Regions from separate parts of the Mus musculus genome. Here all the other regions are linked to region 1. A link is a loop called in an ENCODE intact Hi-C map of the cell type or tissue named here. Cell type or tissue: gastrocnemius. All regions are shown on one strand. Region 1 has its middle 27 kb from the start of Cst3. Region 2 holds the start of Cstl1 (cystatin-like 1). Region 3 holds the start of Cstdc2 (cystatin domain containing 2). Region 4 overlaps Cst11 (cystatin 11).

The links. A loop is a pair of places that touch in the nucleus more often than their neighbours do. Peaks named below come from ENCODE experiments on the same cell type or tissue, not always from the same donor. Only the 100,000 strongest peaks of a DNase experiment are listed, where the experiment ranks them.
Region 2: it touches region 1 in a loop (8-fold over the local background); 32 of 42 quality-filtered maps call a loop at or near these places.
Region 3: it touches region 1 in a loop (13-fold over the local background); 36 of 42 quality-filtered maps call a loop at or near these places.
Region 4: a loop joins it to region 1, with 5 times the contacts of the local background. A loop is called at or near these places in 31 of 42 quality-filtered maps.

What each region holds. Positions count from the first base shown.
Region 1 is chr2:148,900,175-148,905,174 of GRCm38, reverse strand. No RefSeq gene overlaps it. Among named protein-coding and RNA genes, the nearest start is that of Cst3, 27 kb to the right of the region's middle. In gastrocnemius, a CTCF peak has its summit at 2,732; a DNase peak (open chromatin) is centred at 2,685; H3K4me3 peaks cover 344 bases; H3K27ac peaks cover 1,387 bases.
Region 2 is chr2:148,749,248-148,754,247 of GRCm38, reverse strand. It overlaps Cstl1 (cystatin-like 1), which reads right to left and starts at 3,887. Exons shown (of 4, transcript NM_177655.4): 1 at 3,848-3,887; 2 at 3,094-3,437. The coding sequence starts at 3,321. In gastrocnemius, CTCF peaks have their summits at 1,741 (motif pointing right) and 2,178 (motif pointing left); DNase peaks (open chromatin) are centred at 1,769, 2,176 and 3,903; H3K4me3 peaks cover 545 bases; H3K27ac peaks cover 1,437 bases.
Region 3 is chr2:148,848,898-148,853,897 of GRCm38, reverse strand. Cstdc2 (cystatin domain containing 2) reads left to right here and starts at 2,964. Exons shown (of 3, transcript NM_029960.3): 1 at 2,964-3,227. The coding sequence starts at 3,018. In gastrocnemius, CTCF peaks have their summits at 2,359 (motif pointing right) and 2,559; DNase peaks (open chromatin) are centred at 2,371 and 2,597; H3K4me3 peaks cover 420 bases; H3K27ac peaks cover 488 bases.
Region 4 is chr2:148,764,016-148,769,015 of GRCm38, reverse strand. It overlaps Cst11 (cystatin 11), which reads left to right. Exons shown (of 3, transcript NM_030059.2): 3 at 220-398. The coding sequence ends at 306. Among named protein-coding and RNA genes, the nearest start is that of Cst11, 5.0 kb to the left of the region's middle. In gastrocnemius, a CTCF peak has its summit at 2,903; no DNase peak of the experiment used is centred here.

The DNA of each region.
Region 1 (5,000 bases):
TGCCTCCTGAGTGCTGGGATTAAAGGCGTGTGTCACCATGCCCGGCTGTATTGGAGTTTTAATAGGAATTGTATTGAATTTGTAGATTTCTTTTGGTAAAGTCATTTTTTATGTTAACCCTACTGATCCATGAGAATAGAAGATTTTTTCCATATTCTGATATCTTCCTCAATTTCTTTCTTCAGAGACTTGAAGCTCCTGTCATACAGGTCTTTTACTTGCTTGGTTAGAGTCACATGAAGATACTTTATGTTATTTGTGGTTGTTGTGAAGGGTGTTGCTTCCTCAATTTCTTTCTCAGTCTGTTTATCATTTGTATAAAGTATAGCTTCTGATTTGTTTGAGTGAATTTTTTATCTAGCCACTTTGCTGAAGGTGTTTATCAGCTGTATGTGTTCTCTGGTAAAATTTTTGGGATCACTTCTATATACTCTCTTATCATCTGCTAATAGTGATACTTTGACTTCCTACCTTCCAATTTGTGTCACTTTGCTCTCCTTTAATTGTTTTACTGCTCTATCTAGAACTTCAAATACTATGTTGAATAGATATGGAGAGAGTGCCTAGCCTTATTTTGTCCCTTATTATAGTAGAAATACTTTAAGTTTCTCTCCATTTACGTTGATGTTGGCTATTGATTTGGTATATCTTACCTTTATTATGCTTAGGTATGTGCCTTTTATACCTGAACTCTCTAAAACCTTTAACATGAAAGTCATTTGGATTTTGTTAGTCTTTTTCAGCATCTAATGAGGTGATTATGTGGGGGGGGTTGTTGTTGTTGTTGTTGTTGTTGTTTCAGTTTGATTATAGATGGATTGTGTTGGTAGATTTTCATATATTGAATTATCTCTGCATTTCTGGGACGAAGCTTAGTTGATCATGATGGATGATGTTTTTGATATGTTTGTGGATTTGGTTTGCAAGGGTTTTTTTTAGCATTTTTGCTTTAATATTCATAATGGAAATTGATCGGAAATTGTTTTTCTTTGTTGAATCTTTGTGTGGATTAGGTATCAGAATGAATGCGGCCTCATAGAATGAGTTTGGGAGTGTTTCTTCTCTGTCTATTTTGTGGAATCATTTGGGAAGTATTGGTATTAACTCTTCTGGAATTCTGTGCTGAAACCATCTGTCCTAAGGCTTTTCTTTCACTGGAAGACTTTTAATGACTATTTCTATTCCCTTCAGGGTTATAGAACTATTTAAATGCTGTACCTGATCTTGACTTAACTTTGATAATCTGTAACTATTTAGAAAAATCATTCATTTCATTTAGATTTTCCAATTTTGTGGAGTCTAGGCTTTTGTTGCAAGACCAATGATTCTCTGAATTCCTCATTATCTGTTGTTATGTTTCCCTAATCATTTTTGATTTTCTGACTTGGATCCTGTCTCTCTGTATCCTTTTCATTAGTTTGTTTATGGAGTTTTCTATCTGTTGATTATCTCAAAGGACCAACTCTTAGTTTTATTAATTCTTTGTACTGCTCTCTTAGTGTCTAATTTATTGAATTCAGTCCAGAGTTTGTTTATTTCCCTGCAATCTACTTCTCTTGGATGTGTTTGTTTCTTGCTGTTCTACACCTTTCAGGTGTGCTATTAAGTTGCTATCTTGAGACCTCTTCAATTTATTTAGGAAGGTGGTTGATGCTCATAATGTGCTTCTTAATACAGCTTTCATTATGTCCCATAAGTGTGAGTATGTTTTCCCTTCATTTTCATAAAGTCCTACAAAGAACACAATTTTTATAGACCTTAAAAGAACAATTCTCAAATTCATATGGAAAACTAATGAACCCAGGGATAGCCAAAGAATCCCGAACAATAAAAGAACTTCAGGAGGAATCACCACCCATGACATCAAGATGTGCTACAGAGAAATAGTGATAAAAAAATACATGGTATTGGTACAGACACAGACACATTGATCAATGGAATCAAATCAAAGACTCAGACATAAAATAGACATTTGATTTTTGATAAAGAAGCCAAAACCATACAAAGGAGAAAACAAAACATCTTCAACAAATGGTGCTAGTCTAACAGGATGTCTGCATGTAGAAGAATGAAAATAGATTTTAACTTTAGCCACTGAATCAAAATGGCAGTTTTAACACATTTTTATTAGAGTCATTATAGCCTGGCTGGATGCTGTCATGAGATAATACTATATCAGGTTCACGTGGAAAGAATTCAACCACTCTGGGAAAGTCTCTGGCGCACTCACAAGGGCATGTTCATCGTATAAGTACATATTCGCTGAGATGTGTATTGAACGTCCATCATCTTTCAGGGTCTGCGCTAGAAATAGACTCATTATAGGAATGAGATGAGCAAATCGTGGTCTTCACGGGGCTTAGAACCAAATACTATCCAACAGAGAAAAGAACTATCAGGAAATGTAATTTGGGACGATGACATTTAATCTAATCTGAAGGAAGATAAAGAACTAGATATGAAAACGCAAAGAGAGAAGTGGATTTGGGGAAAGAACCACACATGCAGAACCTTAAGGGGGGGAAACCCTACCCATCCTGAGCTGAGTCTTAGTGCTGGGCCGCATCCTGCACCTGGTGATAATGACCACAAGAGGGCAGACTTGGACCACTGGTGATTTTTCTGCTCCTGGCACTCCCAGTCAGCCCCAATTCGCACTGGGGGTGGCTTCTGGGGTAGACTCGGTGTCCTCAGTGAGAGACAGAACACCTAACATAAATGAGCGCTGTCCTGCGCCTTGGGGAACCCCACACCACACACTATCCTGGCTGCTGTGGACTACCTAGTGACACTGGGCATTGACCAAAGGTGACAGCAGATGGCAGCAGCTTCCTTTTCTACAGCACCAGTCTCTATTTTCCCAATTTTAGCTGAAAGTCTTAAAACTATATTACCCAGAATGAAGATAGGGGTGAAAAAATGGGCCTCAGTGAGAAGAACTCACAACAGGTGATATGTGATATGTGAAACCCTAAGCTTGGATGATTTCTGACCTCTCCTCCTCGCTCCGTCTTTATCTCACATCTCTGCTTTCTCAACTCTTGTCTTTATGTCTTCTTAGGACCACTGGCGTGAGTATAATCAATTTTCTTCCTTCCAGTATATGATCAATCTGGGATGGAGTCAGGTTATATAGTTAGGGCCAAAACTAAGGTTCATCATACACACATTCTCATTCAGCTCAAGTTCATGTTTTGTTTTAGTTTGGCTTTTTTCTGGACTGGGATCCTATCTCCCTTAATTCTGCCTGTCCATGATGTTTTCTGTCTGAAAATACCCTGTCTACAATTCCTTTTCTCCTGGCCCATGCAGCCAGGGGAAAGCTTCCTTTTCTCCATGTGCTAGAGCATTTGTATGCTCCCTCCTGGCATTCTGGGTCCCCACTTTGGATCTTCCTTATTCTTGGGCTGCACTTTACAAAGCTCATCAAAATAACAGTAAACAAAAACCTAGCTATCCGTGGTGGTTATGTTAGCAATGACTTTCACACTCAAGAGCTGATTTATCACAATGCTGGAGCCTTACATGCAATCACAGGGAGCCTTACATGCAAATTAAACCTTGCTTCTGATCCAGTCACAGCAGGCCCTCTATTAGACGGCCAGGGAAAGTGCTTCCCTCTGGTATAGGCAAGAATAGCTGTGGTGTCTCCCAGTGTTCACTAGTTTGTGACAGTAAAACCTCAGATACAAAACTATTTCAGATACTCTGGCTGAGGCTGCACCTTCAGCATTCAAAGAGATCAGCTGTGGTGGCTGTATACTTACTTAGCTCAGTGAAGCTTCAATGCATTCAAAGTGGTCTGCAGACAGTGTCAGACAGACATCTGGCTCTGAAATGGAAGTGCTTCCAATCAAGGATTGGCAGTAAGAAGCCAATAACTACTAATAAAGGTGTCGAGTTGCTCCATTCCCCACTGTCTTTACTTATGTACAAAAGAAAAGTCCTGCTAACAAGAACTTGACAAACTTAGGATTTAAGACAATTTGTGCAGTACTAGCAGAATGAGTAACACCTACTCAGTACCCCTGAAAAAAAGTGGGTCTCCCTTCATCTACCTCAATACTACCAAAGTAATTCGCATATTCAATGGAATCCTTCAATATAATGACACTCTGGAAAGCAATTCCTAAACTTCCTATGAAGGAAGGCACAAAAAACTATGAGCAGTCAAACCTTCCTCAACAAAAAGCACAAAAGTAGGTCATCAACCATACCTGTCTTCTATTAGGTCCAAAGTAGGCCACCCAACATGGCAGTCCTGATGAAAGTGTCCTAAACAGAAGTATGGCTTCTCCACAAAAAAAGGAAAAAAAGAAAAAAAAAAAAAAAAAGCAGAGCATCCACCAGTCCTTTGCCTTTGGGGATTGGTCCTGAGACATGCATGGGCTGGGGAACTTAGGGACAGGACTTCCTCCTGGGAAAAGAATTCATTCATGCTTCTTCCAGCCTCACTCACTATCCTTGGTACAAGTAGCTGCCAGCACATCCATATCCTTGTGTGGATGTGGATGCCTGTACAGGGCAATGATTACTCTGTGTGCACTTGCTTCCTGGGGTTACTAACTCCGGTTCCCTTCCAAGCTCCATGAGGAAATCCTAAGACAGGCAGCCACTACCCTTCATCTGGGAGGAACCATAAACACATGAACCAAACTCAGTAGGGGAGCTGAATGTCAGTCTACCCGCAGACTAAGTATAGGAGTGAAAAGATCAGCTTCCTCTCAGCTGCTGAGACACTGAGGTCACGTGTGGAACCAAGACATTTTAGTCCATTTGCCACACTGTATCTTCCCCAATGTTTTTCCAAAATGGTATTTGCTGGTCGCCTTTACAACCTTCAACATGCATATGAAGGTCAAGTAGCAGAGCTGTAACCTTCTTTTAGGTAAATTCAAATCAGCATCTACCTTTAAGACAAGAGTCTCTGCAAATGCTAACAGCTGGCAGAGGAGCGATTTGCGAGAGCCAAGAAAGAAATCCAATTCAATATGACTGGT
Region 2 (5,000 bases), 150 kb after region 1:
CCTTTCCAGTCAATCAGAAAGAAGAGGACAATTTAGCAATACATCTAAATATGGATCAGAGAGATGGCTCAGCAGTTAAAAGCACTTGTTGCTCTTGCAGAGGACTAAGATTTGGTTCCCAGAACCTGAATGGCAGTTCACAACCATCTGTAACTCCAGCTCCTGGGAATCCAACGCCCTCCACTTATCTCTGCAAGATCTGTGTGGATGTGGTGCACTTCTATACAAATACTTGAAAACAGAACATTGATACACATGAAAATATGTCTTTTAAAACTTATAGTTTAGGAGTCAAATTGATTCTAGGCATTCACTCCCCACGTATCAGCTCTGAAACCTTGAGAAAATAACCTCACAGCCTCCATTTGCAAGGGACACATAAGTATCCGAACTGTTTGTGGAGTCTGTGAGCAAAACAGAAGCACTTCCACTAATGCATCTAAAAAATAATAATAAAACAAGCTATTGTGTAGATATTTCCTCCCAATCGAAACTTTCCCTCTGGAGAGTGGAGGCTGGCTTATAAGATTCAGGAATCAAATAAAGCAAGATCTTAAGGTCTCCTACCCAAGGTGATTAAGGAGAGGTTTGGGCTAGGTGAACCACCTGTGACACCTTCAGGAACTTCTGAGATGCCATTATGATCCTAAGCCCTTTCTGGAGTAGGCTTTTTTGGTGATACAGCTGCTATTGAGTCACCCATGTTCCCTTTAAGTATCCCCCATAAACTCACTGGTAAACTAAGCTAGACTTTCTTGGAATTGTTGCTTTGGTCTGTTGTTGGTGCCCTATCTGTAGTAAGTAGACATTTGTTGTTCAGGTTTCCCCAGGAAAAGCCACACGGGGGTATCCTAAGGACTTTTAAGTTATTAAACGTTTCTGCCAAAGTGTGTAGAGCAGCTATGACAGCTAGAGAGCCAAGAACAGAAGAATGGCCTGCGCTGACGACCTTGCTTTCTCTCCCATGAGCTTTCCACCTGATATGCTACCCCCTGTTCCCTACATCTGTTTCCTCCTGGGGCAGTGGACAGTGCGAGATGATGCTGTGCTAACCAGGTAAGGCAGAGAGAACACCAGCCAGGGCCAGCTCTCAGGGGTCCATCTGTCTTCTCTTACTCATGGTCAAACCTAAGGCTGTGAAGACTAAGAAGGGGGAGAGGAGGAAGAGGAGAAGGTGGTGGTGGAAGAGGGACTGGGGAGTCTTTTGTGGAAAAGAAGCCCTACACATGGAGTAAAACACTAAGGAAATATGGTGGCCATTGACCCAGGTCTGGCACCTCAAAAGAAATGTGTAGATTCGAGAGAACTACATATAGTGGAGAGAAGCTCTTGGGAGTCTCCTGCTTCTTGTGCCCAAATGCCAGTGGTCCAACCTAATGAGATAGTAAGTCTGTCTAGGGGAGATGCAGGCAGAAAATTCACCTTGATCCTGGTTGAATGATCCCCATAGAAAAACCTAAGGCCAGGTCCCAAGGCAATTGCTCATGGCTGCACTGCTAACGCAATCTCAGTCCTAGCCTGGAATGCCCTAGAATGCACGTGCTCCTCTGCTGTCATCAAGGTGGCCATTCTACATATGCACGGGGATGTTGTAGAACTGTGCCAACCACTGTCACACTGCCTAGCCATCGGCAGGTTGTATGTAGAGGAAACCTAAAACATGCATGCACATGAAACTTCTTACTCACTATTAGTCTCCATTGTTCACTTAGAATACAGCCATATCAGTAAATATTTGACAAGTGCCACTAGGTGGCAGCATTGTGCTAAATTGTTGCTGTTCTGACTCATTTTGCCTCTGAAGAAGCGGCAGGAAAGATTCTAGATGATGCGTAATCATGATTCCACAGCTGGGAACAGCTGAAAGGTGAAACCAGGCCCACCACTTACCACGCTTGTCTACTACCCCCTCTTTGCAGGATTGAGACGTTCAAAGTCACATCTAGATATTGAGATGTCCAGAAACCTGTGTCCATGATCCTCCCTTTCCAAGTGACAGGTCCAAATTGTCCGCTTATCACTTTAAATAACTTCAAGTTTGCATATAAACATTTAAAAAATATTTTCGACTAGTTAACTGTTAATGGTAGAAGGTTGATTTCACAGGTTATATTAGTATCTCAATTATAGTTTAAGGAAACCGATCAAAGTGAAGACGAAGCAGCGCCACCTTGTGGTTATAGTGCATAATACCAAGGAATCCCCAGGAATGTCTGTGTTGGGATTAAGGAACTTTAGCTATCAAACTTACATTGCCCACCCGGCCCCATGTCTTCCCCTTCTTGCTGTTAACTCCTGTTCCATCTGCTTTCCATTCTCTCTGACTAGTAATCTTCTCTCATAGTGAACGATTTCTTCTCAAAACTGCATAGCTAGGAAGCAGAATTGTTTCTGACTGGTTTGATCTGACCTTGAGGAAACATTGGCTCAATAGTTTTCAAGCAAATGCTTTCCTCTACCGCCTTTCGACTGATAAGATTCACAACAAAGTTGTGTGTAAAACAAAAGAGAAGGCACAATGACACGCACATGTGATCCTAGCACTCACATGGAAGGAGGGAGGACTGTGCCTAAAAACAGGTAGAATTAATCTGGCTGCATTCCCTGACCCCATTGCTCTCACCAAAGACTTGTTGCTCTAAATGTCTCAAACACAAAATTCAATCCTGATTTACAGTCCTGGACACTGAAGAAATAAAAATGCTGTTGGAAGTAAAGGAATCTACAGAGCCTGCTTATGGTTTTTCCAGATAATATCATTAAAAAAAAAAAAAAAAAAAAAAAAAGACATCCCCATGCTGCCCTCTGGTAGGCAGAACAAAATGCAATTTCTCCCATAGAACAATGCAGAGTAGCTACAGGTCAGCTTTTGGCCAAGGAAAAGGTAGTAAGGATTAGTTTCCAGCCTGAGGCCAGACTAGGTCACGACCTGGCTGTGATGACCAAATGAGCTGCTTAACTCAGAGATATCGTGTGCACCCATTGCACATGAAGCTACCTGAGGAGTTTCCAGGACTTGGTTATAGAAAATCCCCATATGTCTCAAGAAGCAGGATGGGGCTTGTGTTGATGTCCGGGCAACAAAGCACAAACCTGCATCTGACCTTGAATTAGCTTCTGAACTTGATACAAGTAGGTGTCGTTGCTTGCGTTGTTGTAAGAGCGGATGAAAAAATGGAGTGTCGAGTTGATGTTTTTCTTGCTCATGGCCTTCTCCTTGAAACCCCCCCACCTCTGGATGTGATTCACCTTAGCCATTACGACCACAGTCACCAGCAACAGCAGCAAGGGGATCCTCAAACCTCTGGCCTTCATCTCCATGGCTTCGGAAGGCACTTAGCTGCAGTGCTGCCAGCTTTCGAGTGCAGCAACAGTTCTCTCCGCCTTCCACAGCAGTCTTGCCGGCATTGGCTTCCTGGGAGACAGCTTCACGGACCCTAAAGCAGAGATCAAGACACTGAGTTCACTCTTCCAAAGTGCTAAGGACACTATCCATGGAAAACTTCCCAAGGGCCAGAGCAGTGCTCCTGCCACTAGCAATGGCCATTCTGTTCTTTAGCAATCCAGGTTAAGAGGTTGTCTCTGCACACATACCAAGCCATGAGAGCGTTCCCTAGCCTTGCCTGTACATGTAGTGTGATCCCAAGAACAGACTTCAGAGCCACACAATAAAGACATGCTATAGCAGAGGGCACTGTGTATGGAAATAGATGAAAGTTTATGGAATAAGTTGTATTTGAACTGAGACAAAGGAATTGACCACATGGAACCTGGCGTAGTATATTCCACCCACCTTATCAAGTCACCAGCAACCCCTGTGCTTCCTCAGTCAGGTCCCCTTACTCACCTGCCTCCTACCTGCCACAGATTTCTCTCTGCTGTTTCCCACTGTGCTGGCAGGTTCCCAGGCTATCCCTTGTAATCCTGTTATGACCCAGCAGAGCTTTGTGAGGTAACCCCAAGCTCCCCATGTGAAGTCAGCCAGGAGTCTTACTCAGAAATTATCGCTGCAGGGTGCAACCTGTATGTTAAGAGCTCATTACAGTACCCTAATGTTTTGCCCCCAGCAAAAGAACAATAGTAAGAGAATCAACAAAGCCTTGGACTAGAGAGATGTTTTCTTCAGTGTCAGCATAAGGATCCTAGCTTAGATCCTCAGCACTCACAGAAAAGTCAGATTGGGCTGTGAACACTAATAGCCATAGTGTTGGAAAGCAAATATGGGTGGGTCCCAGGGCCTCACCTGTCAATCAGTGTGGACAAAATGCTAAGTCTAGGTTCATTGAGAGACCTAGCCTCAAAAATAAGACAGAGAGTAATGCTGTAAGACATTCCAATAGCAACCTCTGGCCTTCATACACATCTACCTGCACCAACATACACACACACACACACACACACACACACGCACGCACACACACGCACGCACATATACCACAATCTGAATGTACTGTAGTGACTGTATTGTGAAATGCTAACTTCTTAGTTTTATAGTTGTACTGGGATTATGTCAATGTTTCAGGAGGTTAAAGACCTAGGCGAGGTTCTGTGGGCTTTTGTTTGTTCGGGATCTTTTCAGTCTATTTGTAAGTTTCATATTATTTCAAAATTAAAGTTTAAACGTTAAAAACTAAAACTAGTCATTGAGAAGCAGAGTGATATGGCAGGCAACACACATGTCTCATGCTCCAGCTGTACTCTGGAGATTCTGGGCTACTTAATCTCCCTGAGCCTAGATTTTTTCATCTCTGTTTTTGAAACAGAGTCCCATTATAGAGTTCTGGCAGGCCTGGAACTCACAGAGATCTGCCTACTGAGTACTGGGATTAAAGGTGTGTGCCACCACACCTAGCATTTGTCCTTGTGTCCAGCACTGGAGATTTCTCAAAATCATCTGTGTGATTCTTCCTGAATCTGATTCATATGCTGGATCCATTGTCTGATGAGCTCCTAGTCCTAGTCTAAGCTTCATTGTGTCCCTCCAGTAATAATAGTTTATA
Region 3 (5,000 bases), 51 kb after region 1:
ATATTATCAGGAGCCATTTAGGAAAAGCAAAAGGTTAGAGGCTAACTTTCCTGAAAATGGCCCAGCATTATTTTTACATGGTCTACAATAGGTGAGCTCTGAGAGGCAAGGACCCTAGAAACTTCATCCCAGGATTGCTTCTTGTTATTAATCTATCTCTTCAATTACTAGTACATAGCCTAACAATTCTTAGACATCAGCCTACCCTATTTGTGGGAAGCCGCAAATGCCATTACAAGATGGCGCTGGCTACCACTGGCCACCACCCATGATTATGGGTAAACAACCAATGTGCGCATGTGCATAAGAGTTTTTTTTTTGCCGACTCACTGCCTGGCCCGACGCATATTAATGAGGTACTGGTAGCATAACCAATCAGGTATGGACATGTCACTTCTAGGCCTATATAAGCAGCACCATTTCTGGGCTCAGGGTCTTTCGCCTCTGTAATCAAGCTCTCCCAATAAACGTGTGCAGAAGGATCTTATTGTGGCGTTGTTCTTGCTGGGGAGTCGGGCGCTCACACCTATTGGGCAAGTTTCCTGCAGATAAACATGGAGATGAATTTTCACGAATTAATGCTGTTTAGATGAATTAATAATTTGTAGAATTCCTGATTTAATTCAACTAATTTTAGGAAGAAATCTTTAGGAGATTGTCTTAGTTGTTTTGCTAAAAAGATGTAATAAAGTAAAAATCAAGAATAGAATGTGTCCACTACTCCTAATAGTAAGTAAAAAGTGCAGAGTAAGAAATTAAATGAGCTTTCATAATTACACTAAAAAGAGAAATAGGCTTGAAACAAATCTGTGTTCAAGAAAAAACATTCAGATCCAAGGATGAAGTCACAGGTGTGTACTGTGATAAGGCAAGGCCATGTAAAAACTGTTACTTTGAACTTATAATGAGCTTACTGTGTGAAACACTGCTTTGAACTTGTTATTGATACCTTTCTGTAACCCCCCCCCCCCGCCTTTTTTTGTAACATTTTAGCTAAGAGGTATTCTTTCTTATACAAAGAACTTTTTGTCAAAAAGCTATATAAGAAGCCTAAAGCAATAATAAATTTTAAAAAGGCTGGTGCAGACATTTTCTGCTTCACCTAGGGTGTATGTGTTGTCTGTGTAACTTCTTTCCTTTTCTTTCTTTTCTCTCTGATTCAAAAAGAGTTAATGAGCTCCAAGCCTCTCACCTGGCCAGGAGGTTAACTCACCCAAGAAAGGAGCTCTACCAATGCATCCTTTTACTTAATTCCCCCGCAGCTAAACATCATGTGTTAATAGCCAGACATTTGAGCTTATTTAAGTACAAATAATAAGAGAAATAAAAAAATGAAGTTTCCACAGCTCTTATTTAAGCATTAAGAGTTAGGTTTTCCCCAGACACTACTGTGGATGCCAAGAAGTGCTTGCTCACAGGAGCCTGATATAGCTGTCTCCAGAGAGGCTCTGTCAGAGCCTGACAAATACAGAGGTGGATACTCACAGTCATCTATAGGATGGAACACAGGGCCCCCAATGGAGGAGTTAGAGAAAGGACCCAAGGAGCTGAAGGGGTTTGCAGCCCCATAGGAGGAACAACAATATGAACCAAGCAGAGCTCCCCAGAACCCCTAGGGACTAAACCACCATCCAAAGAGAGACCCATGGCTCCAGCCACATATGTAGCAGAGGAGGGCCTTGTGGGGCATCAATGGGAGGAGAGGCCATTGGTCCTGTGAAGGTCGATGCCCCAGTGTAAGGGAATGCCAAGACATGGAAGCAGGAATGGGTAGGTGGGTGGGGGAACACTCTCATAGAAGCAGGGGGAGAGAGAGGATGGGATAGGGTGTTTCAGAGGGGAAACCAGGAAAGGGGATAGCATTTGAAATGTAAATAAAGAAAATATCTAATAAAAATTTTTTCAAAAAAGAGTTAGGTTTTCAGCTTTTATTGAAGCACGGAACAATGATAGTTATTAGTCCATATTTAAGCACAGAACAGTAATAAAGAGTTAAGTTCCCAGTGTTTAATAAAGCACAGAGGGTTAAGGAGAAAAGAAGCCATCAGCTTCTAGCCCCAGTACAGTTAGAGTTACAAGACCATCAGTCTTTTGACTGTTGTCCAACTCTGTGTTCCATCTCAGCTACCACTTCAAAAGGCTGGGGCAGTATCGCAGCAGAGTATGGACATGCTGGGTAGAGTCAGCGCTCACAGTCCCCAAACATTACATGTAGATGCTGATGCAGTCTGAAGGCACACTTTACCATGAAGACAAGGCCTCAGTCTTCTTTTAAAGAGAATGTGGTGTTTCGATGTGCCAGTCCAATTTGCTGCCCGAGCTTTCGTAATTATGGCCACAAGAGGGCATAATTGGCACCTTGGATTCCTGAACTCTAGACACCTCAGTGTTGGTGCCATCTCCTAGAAGCCTACACCAGGATGCTCATTCAGGCTAGGAGAGGATAGGGGAAGTTCCCTATCACATAGGCACAGCGAAACATTCCTTAGGAACAACTCAAGAGGAGACAACTGCCTCTCCTGTGCCACACTGCAGCTCAAGCATAAAGAGAAATCAAGTTGCTCTCATGCTTCCCATTTTAATCTGTCTTTTCCTGAGTCACTGTCTCCCTCTACTGGCACGTCCAGAAATTGCCTTTCACTAACACTGCCAGTTATCAATCTTTCAGCACCTGACCATGGGGCGTTCTCTTCAAGGCTCTTCTATCCAGTGAGTCACAGGTAGTGAGTGTGGTAGGACTCAGATCAGGAGCCCCTCAATCTCTTATCTTACTTGTTCTTTACAAACCACTCTGCCTGGGTGCTCTTTGCTCCATCCGGGACAGGAGGAAAATGAACAGCTTTGACTGAGGGAGGTGGTACCAAGGGGGAAGGAACTCGGAGTGATGATCAAGAGAATCCCCAGAGGGAGGAGTCTGGAGCCCAGGAAATTAATTTAAGGGTTAGACTTAAAGGAACAGGGCTGTAAGGGCAAAGACAGGAGACAGAACCTGCATCATATTGTCGCCAGCGGGGAAGATGGCTCTGCCCTGGACAATATTACTGGCTCTCTCTGGTATCTATGTCCAGGGAGCTCAGGCATGGTGTTCGGAAGAGGATACTCTCGAACTCGATAAACTAGTCAGTGAACCTGACATAGTGAAGTTTGCTTTGAGTGCATTCCACAAAAAGAGCAAGGATGAATATGCCTACAGGGTGATACACATCATGAATTTCTTGAAAGTACAGGTAGGTGATCTTGTCCACTTGCTGTTTTCTGATAAAGCAGGCAGGACACTTTTGTCTTGGCTAGACATTTGCAACCCATGGCTGAGTTACATATAAATCATTTGGCTTCATTGTTTAGAATGCTTTTCTAAGTTACATATTCTTTTGAATTAAGTTTACTCACATAAAAATTACTATGCAATATTATCCTGTTTTATGATAGTACTTACTTAATTAAAGAATACATTTTAGATCAGGCATGGTGGTATACAAATGTAGTTCCAGCATTTTGAAAGCTGGTACAGGAAGATCTGGACTTTGATGCAATATAATAATAATAATAATAATAATAATAATAATTCACAGAATAAGCACTTCTAGGGAGATCTTTCTATTGAACAAAGAAAATATTTACACAAAAATCCCATAGGCAAAGACTGAAGATATGTCAAAAGCACCTTTAAAAGTTTTTGCTAGCATATATTTATTATGCACAATAACAGATTTCATCATGACACTTCATAAATGTACATAATGTATTTTCACCATATTCGCCTCCCATTACTCTCTGTATACCCCTTCCATCCTTGCTTAATTCTTTTCTCATACCTTTTTGTATTTGTCTTTGTACTTTGTACATTGTTGCTGTTATTGTTGTTGTTGATTATGATGATAATCAAATGAGTTTAATTGGAGTTTCTACTGAAACATGCTCAAGTGATATTTTAGAGAAGTATGGGCAACTTACAAGCATATTAAAAAATTAAAACAGTTTGAGGGTTGCAGAGGGATCTGTCAGTAAAGTGCTTACCACACAAATATGAGGACTAGAGTTTGGATCCTCATCACCTATGTAAAAAGCCTGGCTCAGAGATGCACACCTGCAATCCCAGTGTCTGAAAGGCAGAGACAGAAAAGTCTGGAGAGGGCCAGCTACTGACCAGCCTAGTGTGAGTCAGCCTCAGCTTCAGTGACATGTCCCGTGTCAAAAGGTAAGATGGAGAGCTGCTGAGGAACACTCCTGCTGTCACTCTAGGCTTTATGCACACACATGCACAAACAAGTCATTGGAAAAAATGAGGAAGTGAAAGGAAGAGAAACAAAAGGTAGGCTGGGAAAACTTGCTGACTGTCAGGACAAGCTAACTGTCCTGAGAACCACCTACCAGCTCAGCTCCTTATCTCAGTTAATTCCCTTCTACTCTGGGTCCTTGGCAGGCTCACATAGCCCATTCACCAACATCCTAAAATGGTGATGAATCTCCACAGAATGTCCTCAGGATGGCAATGCTCATCTCCTAATGCCACACTATGGTCATGGGGGAGGATTCCTCTTTCCTCAACAGAGGAAGGAAAGGCAGAGGGCTTGTACAAAGCCGAGACCTCTGGAAATCTCTTTAGAGCACCTAGCTGGTCCTGTTAGGTCTCTTATGCTGGAACCTTACCTGTGAGCTAAGACTATGACTTTGCTAGAGACAGAGTTGGTCTTGTGGGAAGAAAGGATGGAAAGAGTGAAAGACTAGGCAAAGAAGAAAGGGGATACAGTAGAAGGAAGCAGGAGGAAGATTTCCGAGCTCACACTATATAGAAACTCACCATATGAACAAAATACCCATGAAAGGAGTTACAGAGACAACGTTTGGAGCAAAGATGAAAGGATGGACTATCCAGAGAATACCCCACCCGATAATACATCCCATAATCAGCCACCAAACCCAGACACTATTGCATATGCCAGAAAGATTTTGCTGAAGGGACCCTGTTATAGCTGTCTTGTATGAGGTTATGCCAGTGC
Region 4 (5,000 bases), 140 kb after region 1:
CAGGTTTGATGTTCTCTTCCTTATAACCTTCCATTTTGGCCTCTTTATCTTAACTTATTGTTTGTTTCTTTTGTTTTTTAGAACGAGTCTAACTATGGAGCCCATTTCTTACTATAAACCTCTCACCTCAGGTTCCCAATTGCTGGGATTACAGGGTACTTCCATGCCCAGCTCTTGTTCGTCTTTTAAAATACACGTATTGGTCTTTTGTTGTTTTAGAAAATCCAGTGCTACTTCTCAGTGTACGCCATTCCCTGGGTTGAAGTATTCAAAATACTCAAGAAAAACTGTACCGATATCAGCTGAGTGTCCTGGAGCACATGCGGTGTCATCCTCCATGCTTCCAATCCCCCTGCAATCAATAGAAGCCCTCAATTTGCCTAATAAAAAAGTCAGCCTATTCTCTTCATGGTCTTCAAGCTGTGATTCCAGTTCTCCCCTATAAATTCTTCAGTTATTATAAGAAAATGTGGAGGTCTACTAGGAGTTCCAATGGGATAATACAGATACTTTCTGAACCACTGTTTACACCCACATGCTTAGGAGAACTTCATTTTTAGCTTCCTAACAAGTAGGAGACTTTAGAATTTTTTTTTTTTTGTCAGATGGTTTGGTTTGGTTTGGTTTGGTTTGGTTTGGTTTGGTTTGGTTTGGTTTGGTTTGGTTTGGTTTGGTTTGGAGGTCAGGTCTCAGGTAGCCTCAGGCTAATCTTGAACTCACTATGAAGCTGAGAATGTCTTTGAACTTCTCATCTTTCTTCCTCCACCTCCCAAGTGCAGGGATAACAGACACACACAGCTTTATGCAGTGGTGGGTTTCAAACACGGGACTTCATGCAGGCTACACAAGTATCCTATGAACTGAGCAACAGTCCCAGGCCCAATAGTCTCAGTTTTAAGGCAAGATGGGAAAACTGGGAAGAAGGAAAATAAGGAGGTGGAGAGATGTTGACAGTAGGTAACTGAACACAAGAGATGTTTACAAGGGACTCCCATGATGGGATCCCACAGAAACCTGGCAAAGAGCCCTCCTCTCCTCTACTGAAGTATGAATGGAGAAGAAAGAACACAAAGAACAACAAGGATTTGCTCCTGGTCCATAGTTGAGAGATTCCCTCTCTTTCTGTAAGTGCCTAATCTTGTAGAGACTTGATGCCCGCCAAAAAGAGGGATGTGGAGGGCAGCATGAGAGTTGATAGGTGGGTGAGGGGTGGGAGCACCCTCTCAGAGGGGGGATGGGGAACATTTTGAGGGTGGACCAGGAAGGGTAGCAACATTTGGAATGGAAGCAAATAAAAACAATTTAAAAAGAATAAAATATTGTTAGAAAGTAAAAAAAGAAAAAAGAAAAAAACACTAAACCTGGATCTAGACTCCCACCACCTTATAATAGCAGTTAGGACCAGTGTGTGTCTTATTACTAGCAACAGAATACCACAAACGAGGTAAATTATTTTTAACAATTAGTATAATTATATATTAAAATTTTTAGCTCAAAGGGAGGAAAACACAAGTTGTGAAATCCGTTTCATTTTCAATCAGACATGTTTAGGGTAGAGCATACTGTTGTCTTCATCAAAATTTGAGATACATATGAAAAGGAGACTGTTGGGTAAATATAAGAATGGGGAGGGAAATGCATAATGTCAATACAAAGTATAAGCTAGAGAGCAGATGGGGAATATACAATTGTTCTTTGCAATATTCCTTGGACTTTAGATTAAGTTTGAAGATGTTCACCAGTATTTTGGATAAAACATGAATATATACTTACTTACTTAATTAATTAAATTACTTGGAGGCAGACTTTAAATAACTTGTCAGACATGCTTGTATTGTTTAAAATATCTCAAACTGGGACTGGAGAAACGGCTCAGAGGTTAAGAGGGCTTCCCTCTTGCAGAGAACATGGGTTCTGTTCACAGGACCCATGTCAGGCAACTCATGACCACCTGGAATTCCAGCTCCTGAGGGATCCAAGGCCTCCGACATCAATGGGCACCTGTACACACACATGCACACACACATTTGCACACACACACACAAACAATAAAATAAAATAGCTCACATTGAGTGAAATCTATAAATAAAACTGTGGAATTAATCATGACATTGGTTGTGATTTATCCTGTGCTCATTATGCATAAGGAACTTACAAAATGCTAAACAATTGTTATAAAACCTAACATTCACGAGTATCATTTAAAATTTGTATTATGTTTCTTATTTAAGGAATTAGAAAGTAGAAAGTAGACGATCATTTGTAGGAGAAATCAAGAGGTGAAATGAATGTTCTTAGCCAGTGCATTCTAGAAAAGGGACATTTGGACTGAGATTGTTAAGAGTTTCTACGTCCGTTTCTTCACTTATTACAAATGGCAAAAACTCCTTCTCTCACTAGAATTCCAGAATTTCTACTCTAACAAAGGTACTTTCCACTTATATAGGATTTAAGTGTAGTTTAAAAATACATGTTCATTAATTCTCTCTGTCTGTCCTGGAACTCACTTTGTAGACCAAGCTGGCCTCGAACTCAGAAATCCGTCTGCCTCTGCCTCCCAAGTGCTGGGACTAAAGGCGTGCACCACCACGCCCGGCTCTCCAGAAATTTTAAACATGCATCCAAGGTATTTTTGGTCATATTCACCTCTCACTCCTCCTCCTAACTCCTCCCAAGAACACCCAGCCCCTCCCAACATCATGTTCTCTTTATGAGTGTGGCCGCTGTTGTGACCACCACACTCTAGTGGATATGATCACAGCTGTGTGTATATGACAACAGAAACATAACTGGACTCTTTAGGTTATAGAATAAACAGACTGGTAAATTATAAAGAGAACTTTATTTGGGCTCATGGTTCTGGTCTAAGGTTAAAGAGCACCATCTAGTGTAGTCTTCTTTTTGACAGAGTCCTGAGGCAGGAAGTAGCAGAAACCCATCTACATTGGCTTTTATAACTGACCGGCTCTCACCATGATGCAGTAAGTAAGTCATTAACCCATTAACTCATTTATCACACGAGTTCATTCACTGATGGGTACAGAGACCCAGTAACCTCCTAAAAGTCCAGGTAGGTCCTACCTCTTCTCATGTTGTAGATTTATGTCTCCACAGGAGTTTGGAAGCAATTTTCATGGTGGCACATTAACAGTGGGACCACCACAACTTCAGTGTCCCCAGGTTCCTTCCACACAACTCCCCTTTTGTTGTGCCCTAGATACCTCAACTCAGAGGAGCCAGGGATATCATGGTTCTTAATGGTTCATAGAGCCATCTTTAGCAAATCCTAACTGGATAAACACCTTAACTCTATCTGCTGCACCTGCTGTTTTCCCTCATTATTCTCTCTCTCTCCTCTCTCTCCTCTCTCTCCCTCTCTCCTCTCTCTTTCCCCCCTCTCTCTCTCTCTCTCTTTCTCTCTCTCTCTCTTTCTCTCTCTCTCTCTCTCTCTCTCTCTCTCTCTCTCTCTCTCTCTTTCTCTCCCGTGTGTGTGTGTGTGTGCATGCATATAGTCTACAATGTACAATGTCAGCAGGTTCTACTAATAGTATTAAGCCCTGGACTTTCGCTGAAATATATGTTAATTTTAAATAATTTTTACTTATATGTCTATATGTCCCTGTGTTCAGTATGCCTGCCAATGTCCATGGAGACTAGAAGAGGGTGTTGGATCTCCTGGAGCAGGAGAGTGATAGTTGTGAGCTTGGAATTGAGCTCTGGTCCTCTGGAAGAGCACACATGCATTCACACTCACACTTAACACACACACATGCACACAACACAACAAATACAATTTAAAAAGATAGTGTCAATATGAAATCACATAAAGTAAAAAACAGAAACTGAACATAAGTCCACCATGTAAACGTGAGTAAGAACGGAGCATCTGAACACAGCTCAAAGCAATACCATAGTTTATTTCCTTAATATTTATTTAGTCAATAATTTTGAGACACTATATCTCTCTATAGCTCAGAGTGGCCTCTCTAACTCACAGTAACTCCCCAACTCAACCTCCTGAATGCTGAGAGTGTAAGTCTGAACCACCATGCCCGTGTCTGAAGTAAATAACAATGGAAAGGCAGAGTAGGTTGGGAAAAGTGAAAAAAAGTTCAAAAGTAGCTTGTGCTGTGTAAATGCAACCCCCATGGGGTCAACACTAGAGACACATGTGCACGTCCACCTTTGACATAGGTTCACACATGCTTATTGCTAAAAGGTATTATTAGACACTGAAACTAGATAGGTATGGTGGTATGTGCTGATAATCCCAGGAGTCAGGAATGCTGGGACAGGAGGATCTCAAATTCAAAACCAACTTGAACTACCTACCTAGACACTACCTAAAAAAAATTAAAAATTAAAAAAATCCTGAAAACCACTCACAGGTCCATTATTAAAGAGTGAACAGGAATGGTGTGTTTAGAGACTGAAGAGATGACTCAGTGGGTTCAGGGAGAAAGTGGAGGGCAATGTGGGTCTTCAGAGGCCCCGTGGGCATTGGATCTGCATGCCAGGGTACATTGGGCTCTGTACAAATGTATCAACTTCCACTCTTTCCCTGTGTCCTCTTCTCCTCCAGGCATCTTGGTTCACATGAGGCGCTTGCTTAGGGATCTACATTCTTCTCCCCTAAGTTTCTCTAGTTGCCCTCTGATTGAGACAGGGCAGGCTCAGGGAGTTGGCCAAGCATCACATGGTACACTCAACATGCTCTCAGCTCAAAGTGAGAGCCCTCAGCTCTCATTCTGTGACCTCTCTGCTGAGCTGTGAGTCATGGGAAGGAGGTAGCTATAGGGAAGTGAGAATATAAGCTCACTGAACCATGCCTGCAGTCTGGAGTCCTAGAGGGTAACTGTCTGCACATTGATGGTAAACCTACCAAAGGGCCTCCATATGTCCACACTACAAACACAAGTGAGGCCTGTGTCTGGCACCTCTCTCCTCCTAGAGTCTGGAACTTGACACAGGCCTATGAGACCAGCCCCAAACAACATGAG